2 separate regions of the Homo sapiens genome follow, and region 2 is linked to region 1. A link is a loop called in an ENCODE intact Hi-C map of the cell type or tissue named here. Cell type or tissue: mammary epithelial cell. All regions are shown on one strand. Links, peaks and the distances in the headings refer to the core of each region. The heading gives the core; the rest is flanking DNA.

Region 1 (8,347 bases), core at 97-8,096:
CTGAGGAAGAAGGAGGAGGCCAGAATCTAGTCTGCTTCCCACACATCAGGCTGTGCCTGTGCAGGCCTAGGTCCAACTGGGAGAGGCATCTTACCAAATAACACAAAAATGTGGTGCACTTGCCAAGCACTGTGTCCACAGGTTTACCACAGTCTGCTTGGGATGCCTTTTCCTAGTTAGCATAAAGTGTTACATGGACCCTCCCTAACCCCATCTCGTACCTCCAACCTGGAGTCACTGCTCTTTCAGCTGCTGGGCCAGTTGTCTCCACATCTTAAGGATGGATCTACCCTGACTACAATCCAGTGAGTTTGCAGGACTCTGTCTAGGGGCCAGAGCACCAAGTCTAGCCTTGAACTTGTATCTCCATTATGATGAGGGAGGTTTTACCCTGGGATGTAGGCCTTGCACTTATACTCAGGAGATAGATTCTTGTCTTATTTCCTGAGTCAAATTAACATCTCTGCTACCTGCCTGGTATCTTGGTCCCTTTAGAGTCAGGGACCTGTGCTAGTCTGGCCCTCGGCATGCCAGAGATTCACGCAGTGCTCCTTCCCCCCAGCCTGGCTGCTGAGCCCTGTCTCCCCAGTGGTTCTTTTCTCTACGCATCTCTGAATGTGACTGCTTTAGGGTGAATCTCCTCCTTCTTGTTCCACCCACCTGCCAATTTGTGTTATGCTCCTGATGTTGACAGCTTGCCTGGACCACTTCCTTTCTCTATAGCCTTGAACCCTGCAGACACTGGATTCTGCCTCTTGGGCTGAACTTCTTCTTGAGGCCTCTCCATTGGGTGGCTCTGTCTTTCCTAGGCTTCCTCATCTTGATGCAAGGAAGAAGGTACACACTTGGCCATGCATGGTCTGAGATGTAACAATTAGTTTTAGGAAGTGCCTACTTCTGTGAGCAAATAATCAATTACCTGTCATAGCAGCCACTCTTTCCTGAAACTGCCTTCCAACCAGGTGTGCAGTTTCTGAAATTCTACCAATGGCTTTACTTCCTCCAGGTGTCTTCTGGAGGAGTAAGGAACCGTGACCAGACAGACACAAATACATATGGCCATTAGTAATATCATTACCAAGCTAACTACAGGAATCCAGGGCAGTATGCAGGCATAAGAGGTCCAGGAAGAGCAGAACAGAAGACAGTTGTGTGGAGAGCAAGTGAAGAGAGGCACTGAAGACAAACTCTCCCATCCTTCTGACTTTACCTGGTCCCAGTCCTGGGTGAGCAACTCACATAACCTTAGGCTTTGAGATGGTTTGGCCTATCATGGGCCCTGAGAGAATATTGGACAAAAATGTTGTTCTTTAGAGTTTATGGAGAAAGAAACAGAAACAGGATTTGGTTATTATTTTGAAGTGGGCAGAAAAACTGAGGAGCAACCTAACTGCACCATTCAATAGATTATAATGCAAACAAGGACCAGAAATGGCTACTGTCAGAAGTGAGTGAGAAACAAAGCCTGGGGAAAGGATGTAGGATCACAGGTAAGTCAAACAGCAGTTAGTCCTCATGCCACTGACATTCAGCTTTCAGTATAATGTAGACCCTCCCACAAATACCTCTCTAGGACAAGCTGTAGCATTTCATGTCCTCTATGTTATTAAGTTATGGGCAGTACCAGCTGAGGGGAAGAACTTAATATGTGATTGACAGGTCCTTAAGTGGGAGGTGAAGACCTCCTGATGATTTTCTTGAAGCATTAGGATTGCTTCGTAAAAATTTTAACCCACCTTGGGAGGTGATCCAGCATGGCTGGAATGTGGCTTTGGTGTCAGCCACTAGTGGGTTCTTTCTAGTCCTGGCTTAACTGCTTACTAATTGTATGTGCTTGAGCACTTAACCTAAGCCCCAGTTTCCTCATCTGTGAATTGGGTGTGATAATAGTTCCTAGGTCATAGGGTATTGTGAAGATTGCATAGAATCATGTATTATTTCATGGTATGGTATTACAAAGCTCCAAATAGAATGTCTAGCAGAGCAAAAGTATTTGTGAGTGGTGCCTCTGTTTTTATTAGATGAATTGCCTATTTTCCCACAAATGACCTGGTCGTACTTCTCTTAGCAGAGCTTCTCCAAAAAAGTCAGATCCCTTTCATTTCTAAGTCTTCTGGTATATGAAAAAGTGAAATACCAAAGCATCTATATAGTTTACGTAATTGCATTGAACAAATCAATGATGTTAACATAAGCGCTCACATGCGATGCATCATGTAACACAATTGTGTTATTCATAAGATCCTGGTGCCCTACAGGGTGGTCATCCAGGGTTGAAAGTTCCAGGGTTGAAAGTTGGGAGGGACCCAAGTTTCAAGTTATGTGGAGAATGTCCTTCAGTCCCATTTTTGTCTTTCTGTAACTAAATGTTTAATATCATTTGGAGTTTAAGGTGAAAAGTCTATGTTTGAAGCTTGAGCTAATGGCTCTGCTAGCCCCTCATGTAGGAAGACCAGACTGTCTGAGAAATCCAAGCTGTACAGACCACTAATCTGTTTATTTCTGGTGGTAGAAATCATAGAGCTTCTGCTGTTCTCCATCAGTGTAACAAGGACACTCAGTTGAGGCTGAACTCCTCTGTACATCAGGAAGATCTTAACTTGGGATCAGCACTGGATCAGGAATGAGGAGCACTGTTTCATGGGTGAAATTCATCACCCATCATTATGAGATATGGAGGAAGGTGCTTCTCAGTGCCAGGCTTTCATGTCCTGGCATTCAATGAGGGGACCGGGGTTAGATCCTGCCTGAGGTCTCCACTCTAAATTTTTGTGATTCTATATATGCATGGAGTTTGCACATGTGCATGGGGCATGGTTTCTTGAAGGTTGAAGTAATCTAGCTGAGTAAAAGGTTTGATCTCAAAATGTTTGTATCAACTAAGTTAATCATAGCAATTTCTCCATAAAATAATTAAAGTTAATGGTTACCTTTAGAACTACTGGCATCTTTACGAGATCCAAAACATCAGGGAAAGCAGCAGCTGGAGATGAAAGGAGAGTAAGGAATCAATTCTGAAAAGACCAATGGTTAGAAAGGAACGAGTCTGGGGTAAAAACCAATAAGGTCTTCAGATGCAGCCTTGAGACCTCATCAGATATTTTCCGTGTAGTCCTTACTTCATTCAATTCCACTGAGTTTCCTTTTTAGCTTTTATTATTCACCTCTCTGTGCATTCATTATTCCACTTTTTTCTTTTAATTTTTATAATGCAAGGTTTAAAAAGACAGATGCTGGAATATTCTTGGGCAAGAAGATAATGAAGTCTGTGAAACAATTATGTCTGTTCTTATTTTTCCTCTCTGCCGGCACTGATCAATTGGAAAGTAGGAAAATATTTTTCAGCAAATAACTCACATATTTAGACATGCCTAACTGTTTAAATAAGGGATGAGAAAATAATAAGTGTATAACTATTTGGAGAAATAGTTAAACGTCTATTTTTAAGGTCTTTTGTAAAAGTGATTAATGCATTAAAAATAGGAGAGATGTGTAATCAGAGGAAAAGATTAGAAAGAAAAAAAACAAGATTATGCTCTGATTTTAAAAGTTTGAGAAATAAAGCATGTAGAAAAAGTTTTATAAGCAATTAAATTCTTTAATTTGTTTGAACAAAAATGTCTTTTGGCTAGAGAGACAGACTTCTTTATAAAATATCATTCACATTAGTTATTCAAAGATAATGGGACATTTACTATAATTCTAGATCAAGGCAGGTCCTAGGATGGCTTATGAGTCTGCCAGTTGCGGTTCTAAAACTTAACCCTTAACAGTTTTATTCCTTTAGGTCCTGAAGACCTTTTGTCCTTCTGAAGTTTCCAGTAAAAATGTAATGATTTCTGGATGGTATGGTTTACGTGTTTTAAGGGCAAAGGTGGTATCTCAGGGTGGCACCATGGCTGGAGAGGGGATGGAGGAGAATAATTCTTTCTATTTCACACATGTAGCTAGTGCTGTGTTCCCTGGGGCTGTGCAGAGGCTCAAGGCTGAGAGACAGAACAATAAGACTCATTAATTCAAATTCTGAGGGTTATCTTGATCAGAAGGGCAGGGACTCATTCTTGGATAGTGAAAGCATAGATTCCAGGGAAAAGAGTAATGACCCCTAAGTGCCTGGAATACTTGCCATTACCATTCATAGAGATTTCTTTTGTTCGCAACTGAATTCAACCTACTGTCTAGAGAGTTACTAAGTGAATCCGGGGAGGTAAAAATCCAGTTCATGTCTTTGCCTAGGGGGTCACTGGGTATCTTTCTCCACCTAGTGGCCAATGCCTCCTCATAAAGCTAAAAGACAATTGGTTATTATGGCAATGAAACAAGTGAGGTTTCTTGTTTTCCAATACTAGGCTATCAAATCACAGAATGAAGACGACGTTTAAGCATATGTTTGGAAAAGCCAGTGGGTGTATTAATAATTAGGTTGGCTTGCATAGCTTCCTTTGTTGAGATGACATGCCTTGCATTCTAGTGGAGAAAAAGCAGTTAGGAATGCTTGCTGATCAAGTAATGCACACAAATAGAGTTAAAGCTTGCGGCCAATTCCATAATATGAAATTTTCATACCATAAAACCCACTTTTCAAGAAGAGAAACAGATGAGGAGGATTAAAGAATTTTCAATTATTAGTTTTGCATGATTTTTGGATAATCTGTGTCTACACTATAGGTGCTCAAAAAGCGTATCACATTGAATTGAATTTAATAGATTTTCCTGTGCTTCAGTTTCTATTCATTACTCTTATTGTTTCTACTTTTCCAAACTAAAATCATATTCCATTAAAAACAAATACATCCTAAAGAAAGCATGTAATTAAGTTTTTTAGTTGTTTTCATGTTAGTCTCTGCAGCATTTGACACTGCTTTACACACTCTCCTTCTGGAAACTTTCCTCTTTCTCTCTGCTCTGGTTTTCATGACACCACCCTCTCCTGCTTGCCTCCTACTTCCCTGGCAGGATTATTCTACCGAGTTTGCTTTCCAGCATCACTCTCCTTTCATGTTCCCTTAGATACCACTGTTGCCTGAGGCTCTGGTCTTAGCCCTCTTATTTTCTTCAATGAATTTTCCTTCTTCTAGGATCACACATCAATATTTGAACTTTAATGCAGATACTGATGGTTCCCAAGTCTCCACCTCCAGCTCTCACTCATTCTCCCTTGAGTTCCAGACAAAAATTCCCCTCTATTTGTTAGATCTCTCCACCACAATATCCTGTGGGCACCTAGAACCCTGTGGAATCCTAGTTGAGCTCATTATTTTATGCTCTTCTGTGACTTGCACTATTGCCTGAATCTTCTATCTGGGTATGTGTCAACATTATTTAGTCTTCAGGATCCAAAAGGTGAATGGTGTTTACCTTCCTTACATTTCAGCGTTGATTCTGATACTACTACTACTACTAATTAGAATTTTCAAGCAGATGCTATTTTTCATACCCTGTGCTTAGCATTTCATGCATCACACCAGATAATTTCTTTTTTTCTTTTCTTTTCTTTTTTTTTGTTTTTTTTTTTGAGACAGAGTCTCCCTCTTGTCGCCCAGGCTGGAGTGCAGTGGCATGATGTCAGCTCACTGCAACCTCCGCCTCCCGGGTTCAAGCGATTCTCCTGCCTCAGCCTCCTGAGTAGCTGGGATTACAGGTGGGCACCACCCTGCCCAGCTAATTTTTGTATTTTTAGTAGAGATGGGGTTTCACTATGTTGGTCAGGCTGGTCTCAAACTCCTCACCTTGTGATCCCCCCGCCTCGGCCTCCCAAAGTTCTGGGATTACAGGCTTGAGCCACCGCACCCATCCCCACACCAGATAATTTCTGAACCCCAAGCCGCAGTGCATAGATCAGCTTGGTTTTAGTGCGGCTGCAGTGGGAATCTCTGTGTTTGAGGCCATCATTCCCTCTCAAGTATATGCCTTAGCTTTCCTGCCTCACGGCTTCTTCTGAAGCTGGGGAAGGTTGCCCAGTCAGTGAACAAGCCAGCCAGTTTGTGCAGAGAAGTTAAAGCTCCCAGGAGTGAACCTCAACAAACGCAGATTGGAAGTTAGTGTATAAACGCATCAGCTTCTCATCCTTAAGAGAGACAGTTTTGAGGACCATTCTATAAGGTTCCTCAGAAATTCCCCTGGAGGATTGAGCTGCAAGTGCTCAGCATGATAACCAGCCCACCAGTTCATCCTTAGCTGGCATGGCATTTCTCCCTCCCTGACTCACTCTTCCAACTCCTCCCTCCACTCTTTCACCTCCCCAACAAGCTACCTGATCCTAAGACCCATCTCAGGGTCTTCTTTCAGGAGAACCCAAATTCAGACATACTATGTAATTCTTACAACTGACCTTCCTCTGAGATAATACTATCCTTTCCTGAGGGAACTGAGGCACAGAGGTTACTAAACTTGCCTAGGGTTATTAAACCTACTAGTTGAAGAGCTGGGATTTGAGCACAGGCAGTCTGACTCCAGAACCTGCTGTCTGCCAAAACAATGATCTGAAGAGTACATGAAAAATAGCTGTGCACTTCTAACTGATTGGCCTTGATACGTATGTATCATTGTCCCTTCTATATTGAGATATTTTATCTCAGCTTTTTCCAGTTTTGAGAATTCTCAGCAGATTTTTCATTTGATATCAAGTAGAATGGAAAGATTCACAGTGTAAAAAACCTGTACAACTGAAAAGAAAACAAAGTAGACATATTTAAAAATTTTAAATTATATGCTGTCAAATTATGGTTATATATGTTTATAGGGTACAAAGTGATGATTTATGAATACAATATGTAATGATTAAATCAAGCAAATTAATATATCCATCACCTCAAACATTTAATATTTTTTGTGATGAGAACATTTAAAATTTATTCTCTTAGTGATATTGAAATGTATGGTACTCAATTATTAGTTATATTCCTCGTGCTGTGCATTAGGTCCAAAAAAATCGAACGTATTCCTTTTATCTAACTCAGGCTTTGTACCCTTTGACTATTGTCTCCCCATTCCTCCTATGTCCTCCAGCCTCTCTGTTAACCACCATTCTACTCTCTGCTTCTATGAGCTCAGTTGTTTTAGGCTCCCCATATTAAGTGAGAACATGTCTATTTGTCTTTCTGGCTTATTTCTCGTATCATAATATTCTCCAATACCGTCCATGTTGTCGCAAATGATATAATTTCTTCTTTTTTCATTGTGTATATGTACCACATTTTCTTTCTTTGTCTGTTGATGGGTATTTAGGTTGATTGTTTAATTTGGCTATTGTGAATAGTGCTGCAGTGAACACGGAAGTTCAGACATTTCTTTGACACAATTAATTATTTCAAACCTTCAGCTAAATAATCTAGAAGTGGGATTGCTGGATCATATGGTGGATCTATTTTCAGTTCATTGAGAAAGCTCCATACCATTTTCCATAATGGTTGTATTAATTCACATTCCCACCAACAGTATAAAAGTGTTCTCTTTTCTCCACTTCTTTGCCAACACTTATTTTTTGTCTTTTTGATAATAGCCAATTCTAACAAGCATGAGATGCTATCTCATTGTGGTTTTAATTTGCATCTCCCTAATAATTAGTGATATTGAGCATTTTTTCATTAATTTGTTAGTCATTCATATGTTTTCTTTTGAGAAATGTTTATTCAGAACTCTTGCCCATTTCTTAATTGGATTACTATTATTTTCTTTCTATAGAGTTGTTTGAGTTCCTTATATATTTTTGAAATTAATCCTTTATCGGATGTATGGTTTGTAAATATTTTCTCTGAATCCACAGGTTGTCAAAATCATTGTTCAGACCAATGTCATGTAGTTTTCCCTGCTACGTTTTCTTCTAGTAATTTTAAAGTTTCTGGTCTTATGGTTAAGAGTTGAGTTGATTTTTGTATATATTGTGAAATAAGGGTCTCAGTTCATTCTTTTGCATATGGATATCCAGTTTTCTCAACACTATTGAAGAGGATGTCCTTTTCCCATTGTATATGTGTCCAAAATCAATTGATTGCAGATGTATGGGTTCATTTCTGGGCTCTCTCTTCTGTTCCATTGATCCATGTGTCTATTTTTATGCCAGCACCATGGTGTTTTAGTACTATTGCTGTGTAGTATAATTTGAAATAGGTAGCGTGATGCTTCTAGCTTTGTTCTTTTTGCTTGTTATTGACTTGACTATTCAATATTTTTGTGGTTCCATATAAATTTTAGGAGTATTTTTAATGTATTTATAAAAATTACATTGGAATTTTGATAGGGATTGCACTGACTGTATATTTCTTTGGGTAGTATGGACATTTTAACAATATTAAGTCTTCTTATCCAGAAACATGGGATATATTTCCATTTATTTGTGTCTTTTTCA
Region 2 (8,335 bases), core at 336-8,335, 200 kb before region 1:
CTCCATCTCTACTAAAAAATACAAAATTAGCCGGGCGTGGAGGCACATGCCTGTAATCCCAGCTACTCAGGAGGCTGAGGCAGGAGAATCACTTGAACCCGGGAAGGGGAGGTTGCCATGAGCAGAGATTGCATCATTGTACTCCAGCCTGGGCAACAAGAGGAATCCCAGCTCTTTGGGAGGCCGAGGCGGGCGGATCACGAGGTTAGGAGATCGAGACCATCCTGGCTAACATGGTGAAACCCCGTCTCTACTAAAACTACAAAAAATTAGCAGGGCGTGGTGGCGGGTGCCTGTAGTCCCAGCTACTCGGGAGGGTGAGGCAGGAGAATGGCGTGAACCCAGGAGGCAGAGCTTGCAGTGAGCCGAGATTACACCACTGCACTCCAGCCTGGGCGACAGAGCGAGACTCCGTCTCGAAAAAAAAAAAAAAGAAAATGGGTTTTTAAAAGCAAGAATAATAATTTGTCAAATGAGCAATAGAAGGGTGTACTGACAGATGGAAACATTGGTTTCTCCATAGGTGTGGGAATAGGACAAGGGAATGAAGAAATTTAGTTGGTACTGTCAGAGAATAACTGAATGGACAATTTTACTTCAGGATGGCAAGAAGTTAATGGTTTCAGTTCAGATCAAATTTTGAAGTATTACAAATCTGAAAATGGTGGGTGGAATAAGTACTTAACACTGTTAGATACATATGCCAACATTAGTGCTATGTAAAATTGAAATTAGAAGAGAATTTGACAATATCCCCTGCATGACAGTGTGGTTAAGCGTTAAAATTTCCACCTACAGGGAGAGAGAAAAGTGGGAAAGATTGGGGGTGACAATAACTGTGTCAGCAATATTTAGGATTTTTAAAGATAGAGTTGTCAGTATGAAAGCCGTGTGATAACTGAGCATAATGCTCAGTTGGAGGAAAAGCCCAACAGGATAAATTGCATTGAGTGCCATATTTGATCAAAAACATGAAACACTTTAGTAACAAGATGATGAATGTTTTAATGATGTCAACACTTAATTAACCAATTTATGCCTAGTGTTCCATTATTGGAACGCTAAGCTTGTGGGAGTTATTTCTATCCCACTGCTCAAGGTCATCGTCAAGGTCTGATTTTTCACAAGAAAGTTTTACAACCTCTGGCATAAATGGGTTAAAACTGCAAATTAGGGCAATGTGAACCTGAAATACATTGAAATGTTTTTTAGTTGAGTAAAATTCCAAGCCCTTGCTTACCATCCCCTTATCTCTCCAAATAAAAAGGTCATATTCATCGAAAGTCAGCAGGATCTATACAATTGATTTATATATACCCAAATTGTGTTTTTTGCTAACATTGATTTAGACCTCATAATTATTCCCAGACTGTACTGAGAAACAAAAAGTGATAATTTGTCAAACAGCTTGATTATGTTTAGAATCTGGAATGCACCAGGAGTGGTGGTGCACACCTGTAGTCCCAGCCACTCAGGAGGCTGAGGCAAGAGGATTGCTTGAGCCCAGGTGATTGAGGCTACAGTGAGCTATGATTGTGCCACTGCACTTTAGCCTGAGCAACAGAATGAGACCCTGACTCTAAGAAAAGAACAAAAGCAAAAACAAAAAAGCCAGAAGAAGATTGGAGGATTATCTAATCTTGCCCTTATTGTCCTATAAGTGCAATTTTTTCAGGGTCAAAATTAACAAATAGGTAATTTTATGAAAACTAGTCTGCTTACTGAAATTTATATTGTGCAGATTTGTATTTGAGATAGCTGAAACTAATTATGGTAAACAAGGCCTAAGTTATGAAAATATTACCTATTAGATCATGATATTAATTACCATATGGCTTTACTAAGCCATAAACATTTATTGTAAAGAGTTCCACTGGTTTGTGCTCCCATATGGTCTTAAACATTTCTGGTTAATACCAGACTATTATGGCATTATAATTCAACATTTCCTCAAGTCTCTAGTGGAATAAGAATATAAAATTACTTAGGTTTTTCTTGAGTTTTTTGGGAGTTGGAGGGGATGAAGATTAATCTCTATTGCTCTAGATATTAATATAACTTTTAAAAAACATTGGTTATAATGTTTTAAAAAAAATGAGGCATTGGAATTACATACAAATTTCACTCAACCCATGTGGATTTCCCTGCGTAGAAATTGTACTGTGGCTGAAGTTTTAATCCTTGCTAAGTGGGGTAGTGCATGGATTACATCCCCATGCCTGAGATGGTGGAGCCCCCATTTTCAGGAATTATCTGAATTCCTGGATTTATGAATGTTAATCTGGATCAGCATTTTTTTTTTTTTATTTTTTTTTGGAGACGGAGTCTTGCTCTGTCCCCCAGACTGGAGTGCAGTGGTGTGATCTCGGCTCGCTGCAATCTCCGTCCACCACAATCTCCGCCCCCCGGGTTCAAGCGATTCTCCTGACTCAGCCTCCCAAGTAGCTGGGACTCTAGGCATACGCCACCATGCCCGGCTAATTTTTGTATTTTTAGTAGAGACGGGGTCTCACTGATGATCCACCCGCCTCGGCCTCCCAAAGTGCTAGGATTACAGGCGTGAGCCACTGCGCCCAGCCTGGGTCTGCTTTTTATTGGTTCGCTGCAACATGGAAAAAAACCAGAGACAGTGTAGTGAATTATTTTTAGTAAATGTGAATTTATATAACTTACAATATAGTCTTATATTCCTGCATCATGTACTTCCTACTTGGTTGATGTTAAAAATCCTTTTTTTGTAAAAATGTAATTTTAAAATGTCCTTGGCAAAATATAAAGTTTGTCGATTCTAATTTGGACATCTAATTTTTGGGGGAAGTTTTACCAAATAGTGAAATCTCAAAGTCTGAAAATCACTAAATTTAAAATCAGTGAAATTGATATTGAACCCAATTTGAAGGCTTGATGCATTAAAATTTAATACTTAATAATATCAACCAAGTTCTTTTCAGATCATTAAAAGTGAAATCACAAGTTTTCAGTTTCTTCTAAACTACTGAAGAATTTAAATATGCATGAGGTGGGAAAAATAGGAATAAAGGAGCAGATATATTTTCTTGACCTACTATATTCTCTGTATCAGTGTCATCTCCAGCATCCTTTTTGAGAAACTATTTGGAGATAAAGAAAAATTAAGATTCTTACTAAGCTGCAAGTGAAAATCACTAATATGCCCTTGATTTTACAATAACTGATGCATATAAGTCATTCCCATTTTTGTTTCTTAGTAATTTTAAAGTTAATTTTCTCAATTAAGCTAAGTATAAAGGAGTGTTAAGGTGAAATTGTAAAATATTCATTGTTGCATAATCTCATTAAACCTCAGCTGTTTACATTGTATTCTGTTTCTTCCTCAGTGAGAAAAAGAAAGAAAAGGAGCGTGAAGAATTGTGGAAAAAATTGGAGGATCTGGAGTTAAAGAGAGGTCTTAGACGTGATGGAATAATTCCAACTTAACAAAAACAATGACAACAACATTACTAACCTGTGGAGTCACACGTTTATGTAGTAGAAGATGGAGCAACAGTTTTCTGTATTGTGCAACTTTACAGTAGATTTCACCTTTGTTTCATTATTACAGCAGCACTGTATATACCTGTCTCTAAGTAAAGGAAAAAACAAAATAAGGACTTCAATCCAAAGTTTGGACAGTAGATGGACTTCTCAGAACTTTGCAAACATAATCATTGTTCTCACCCTCTTTTAAAAAAAAAAATCGGTCTTCAAAGATCTGTTGATGAAATTGCTATGTTAAAATTCCATTATCGGGAGTTCCTTATTTATCACTAGCAGAGAGTATGATACAATTTTCAAATGTGAACAATCTTAAATTTAGCTTGTCTTTCTGCTAAGCTGTTAAATGTATTTATAGTAAAGGAAGAAAAAAAGACTGTCATTTCCTTATAAGTTTGTGTAACATCCTCCTCTGGATAACTTGACTGTAATTTAACATCTTTTTCTTTTGCACATCTTCCTGAGTTGAATGTCCACGTGGAATGGGGTCATGAATTATAAAAGTCCCTGATAAAAGTTTTGTTTACTGGGGTGAACATCTTTCCAGTAACCAGGTAGTCCTGGTACTCCTTTAGTTTTAAAATTAGGAGTTAAGAGAGAAGAGGTGATAAACATAGTAGGGAAGGGAATATCGGATTCATGCATCAGTTTATGGTGAATCCAAATCAATGTCTTGAATCCTTTGAAAACAGGCACTGGGACATCACAGGCTTCAGTACCTGACCAGTATTAGTTGCATATATCATTGAACACACATACCAGAGATGTTTTAGAAATGTGAGAAAAACATCCTTTTGGACCATTTGAAATAAGAAAGACAAACACTAAACAATACAACCATGAAATTGATCACCGGGATTGCAAATCTAATTGGGAAAAGAGTTGAGCAAACAGCTTGGACTGTTTGGAGTTGTTGCCTTACTTTTTAATATGTATTTATAAAGTATTCCAGCAAAAGAGGATGTAGCCTCTGGGAAAAAACAAACATGTTACAGTGTTTTTTGTAGATTCTCGTTCTATATCTCATCACAGCGCCAGCCCTGTTTTTAGCCGGAAAGGATTCAGGATAAACATTATTATGCATTCTGAATTGGATGCATATTCCTAACTACTGTATTTGTTACCAAAAGTGGTTCTACAAATGCTACTGAAAAAAATCTGGAAATTCCTAATGTCCTGAGTATTAATAATAAAGTTTAAAAATGCTTTTATATCAAAGGTGCATCGTGACCAAATTGTTTAAGAAAAAAAAACAAAAAAAACAAAATCTAGGGCTGTATTTTATATATATATATATATATATATATATATATATATCTTATTGGCTCTCTGCTTTGTATTTAAATGAAGAATCTTACATCTTGGGTAGGTAAACTGCTGATAAAATTTGTGTACAGTATGTACTTACCTAATGCAGTTGCATTATTACGTACTGAAAGATATGTGTTTGGAGGTTTATTTCCAGGATGCATTTGCTTGTTTTGGTCATGGCAGCAGTGAGTTGGTAATCCTAAACCATCACTTCCAGCAGTATTCATGGTATAGAGCTGATCTGTGTTCATATGTTGAATTGTGATAGTAGCAAACATGAACATATGAACTATTGTTGCTCTTAATAGAAATACAATATAAATATGGGCTTGTATATTTTCTTCCTTACATTTAAATATAAAGTAGAATACGCAGTTTTATTATTTTCAAGAAAAAGAAAGAGAAGCTGCTGACCTTTCTCCCCCATAAAGTTTTTCAGGATGATCAGGTCACAGTGTGTACGTAAGAGTCAGCTAATTATGGATATTGTCATCTCGGTAACTTTGTAAAAAAACAAACAAAACTGGCATTGTTAATTCCAAAAAGAAAAAAAAAAGCAGTAAAAAAAAAAAGTCATATGCAACACCAGACGCAACATGGTTTAATGGAATTAATAGTTTTTTTTTTTTTTTTTTTAAAGAACATTGATGGGGATTCACTGTAAAGTTGGCAGAGGCTGCCAAAGACGAAACAACTGACTTTAAAAATGCTGGAACAATGTGATAAAAAATAAATTTGTAACAAATCTTCTCCTTTTTAGCCCTTGTCATTTTAGCCCTTTAGTTTCAACTCTGCATTATATTTAGTTTATATAGTGTAAACTTTTGTTTGCCATTAATTCATCTTTTTAGGTAGAAGACATTAAAATCACAGGTTTATGAAGAATCTCTGCTCATTGGAATGAAATGCAGTCATTTGAAATGAGAAAGGCCAGGATCCTTTTTTGTACCTTACCCTGTCTTCAAGAGTAAAGGTGAACACTTACAGCTCTCCTCCTTGATGTCAATTTTGTATGTTGATCATTCCAAACTGAGAAGAATAAAGCCACATTTTAGACATATTTATAGAATCAATTAAAGCTATATGTCTAAAATTCGTAGGGCAACTTCTGAGAAGAAACACCGTCTTTTTCTTTTTTAATGGAAAGTGACAATGTGACATTAGTCATGTTGTGTGCGGTGACGCAGAGTAACTGAGGTAATCTGACTGTTGCACTATGTGACATATTTCAGGACGTACTTGCTGCATTTGCAGCAGCCCTCTCTCTCTGTCCCTTCCCACAATTCTGCTGTTGCTGCAACTTGAGTTAATTGTGACAAATGCATCTTTGTGTTATATTTTGTTTGCTTCATAATTTCCAGAACTATATATAAATATATTTTTTAAATAGCAAATATTGTAGTTAGTGAGTGATGATCACTCCAACCTTATCCTTACCATATTGGTTTCAGGGATAGGATTAAGAGTGTCTTTGGAAGAGAAAAATACACACAACCCTGTGGTTTAGAATGACGCTGAGGCCTTAGGCTGTGGGCCTAGAACAACTATGTGAGTGAATTCACCCATCTCATACTTTGAATCAAGCATGCATTCCTGTTTCTCATTGTGAAGTATCCCCAGTTGTTTTCCTTCAGTGTTGAGTTTTTGTCCTTTTAAATTTTATTATATTTTGCTCTCCCTAACATTTGACTGTTTTTTATAAAAGAAAAGAAAAAAAAAGAAATAAATAATACCCTCGATGCCACTGGATACTCACAAGCAGGGTTATGCTCCTTCATCTTGGGCTTGTTTGCCTAAATGAAAGGGTTTAATTTATTTTGTACCTCCTATGCGTGGGATAGTCCAGGGTGCAGAGCCAGGACTTGCTTGTAATTGCACCTGCTATACTTAAATGTATAGCCCTAGGCTCAATCACACTATGGAAAGAAACAAAAAAAGTATATTTAGAGCTTTAAAAGCTTTTTTATTTTTTTGTGGGGATGAGGGTGGGATGGGAAAGGGATGTATGGATGTTATTGGCATTTTTAAGTGTTTAGAGTTTTTTGGGGTTTGGGGTGGTTTTTTTTCCTTGTTTTCCTTTTTTCCTTTTAATTGGATGCACTGACCTGGCCCAGGAAATGAAGAGATTCTCTTTTGATGCTATTACCAATGTTATCATAAAGTGACAGTCACCTGTAACAAAAAGGTGGCACCAGACATGATCACTGATGTTTTATTTGCACATCAATATTTTTATTTTTGTATTCTGGCTCAGCTGCTTCTCTGAGTGGAGTTAAGGAATGAGCCACAAAGATTTTTGTAGTAGGTATATTGGCATTGCATTTTATATTCCTCTATATTTAATTTTGAAAACCTAAAAGAAGGATTGTGCATCTTGAGAGAAAGTTGAGCAAATTGTGATCTAGCGGAATGTTAATTTGTGCTGCTTCTTGTGCACGATAGCAGCAGTAGTATCTCTCTTGGAAATAAACATCCCATATTATGATGTCTATGAATATAGGTTTCCTTTTCTTCCTTCCCTCCCTCCTTCCCCCACCTTTCTCTTTTTTTTTTCTCTCTCAGCTTCTCTTTTCCTCCTTCCCTCTTCCCTTCCTCTTTCTTTACTTTTTTTGAAATCACTTATTGTAAATAAGTTGTAATCCAAACCTCATGTATCAATGGGGAATTTTCAAATATAAATATTACCAATGCATTTTCTGGTTGTTGTCTGATTTTTGATTGAAGTATAATGAGAATGACATGTCTGTTGCTTTTGGTTTGAGGACTTCGCTTTAGCTTCATAAATCTTTTGGTATTTTAGTATTTCATTGTTTTAGCAGGAGAGGGCAGCAAAAGTTCATTTTCCCTGTTAGTAATGCTGTGGTTCATGATCGGTTTTAAATTTAGCTGTGTGTGTGTTTTTTTAAACAGCATCTCTTTGTGAGTAGAGGTAAAAATGAAACATTTTTGATATGAAAAGTTGCATATGAAAATTATAGACTGGTTCAACCAGACAGTGAAGACTTCTGATCCACATCAAACTTAAAATGCCACAAAACAATCTTCCACCTCTGGCTAAAACATGCTACTTCCTTTTCAAACACCACAAAATACAAGCTGAGTCTTAAACACTTGGAATTTAAAATGTTTTTCTTTGGAAATGATTTGCTTTCTTCAAAGTGGTAACAGAAACAAAAATGAAGGTGCTCCCCAAAAAGAAATGTAACCTTCCCCTTTCACAGATGTGTGAGAGGTTCTGTACTGTGGGTGCATCATAATAAAGAAGCAGTGAAGAGTTTTCAGGTGCCTGGCTGTTTTTGTTTGTTTGTTTCTGAACTCCGTGGCCTTTTGAACCATACAAATATTAGATTTGATTAACTTAGCTTTGAGGCAGTGGGGTTGGTATGTTCAGGCTTTCATTTTGAGAAGTCAGTTTATGATTATGAGTATGTAATATTGGGAAATGGTCCAGTATCGGTTGCTGTATAACATACTACTCCAAAAGTAGAGGCTTAGAAAAACAACAATTTAT

Evidence for each region. Hi-C counts contacts between places; a loop is a spot of excess contacts. Peaks named below come from ENCODE experiments on the same cell type or tissue, not always from the same donor. Only the 100,000 strongest peaks of a DNase experiment are listed, where the experiment ranks them.
Region 2: it touches region 1 in a loop (4-fold over the local background); 11 of 110 quality-filtered maps call a loop at or near these places.

What each region holds. Positions count from the first base shown.
Region 1 is chr14:63,170,768-63,179,114 of GRCh38, reverse strand. It overlaps LOC105370531 (LINE-1 retrotransposable element ORF1 protein-like), which reads left to right and starts at 1,406. Exons shown (of 4, transcript XR_943934.4): 1 at 1,406-1,490. LOC105370530 (a long non-coding RNA gene) reads right to left here and starts at 745. Exons shown (of 2, transcript XR_943933.3): 1 at 661-745. RefSeq lists a silencer at 5,647-5,822. In mammary epithelial cell, for the core only: a CTCF peak has its summit at 4,262 (motif pointing left); a DNase peak (open chromatin) is centred at 4,164; H3K27ac peaks cover 1,006 bases.
Region 2 is chr14:63,371,130-63,379,464 of GRCh38, reverse strand. PPP2R5E (protein phosphatase 2 regulatory subunit B'epsilon) reads left to right here. Exons shown (of 14, transcript NM_006246.5): 14 at 3,357-8,101. The coding sequence ends at 3,456. Among named protein-coding and RNA genes, the nearest start is that of GPHB5, 56 kb to the right of the region's middle. In mammary epithelial cell, for the core only: no CTCF peak of the experiment used is centred there; a DNase peak (open chromatin) is centred at 3,464.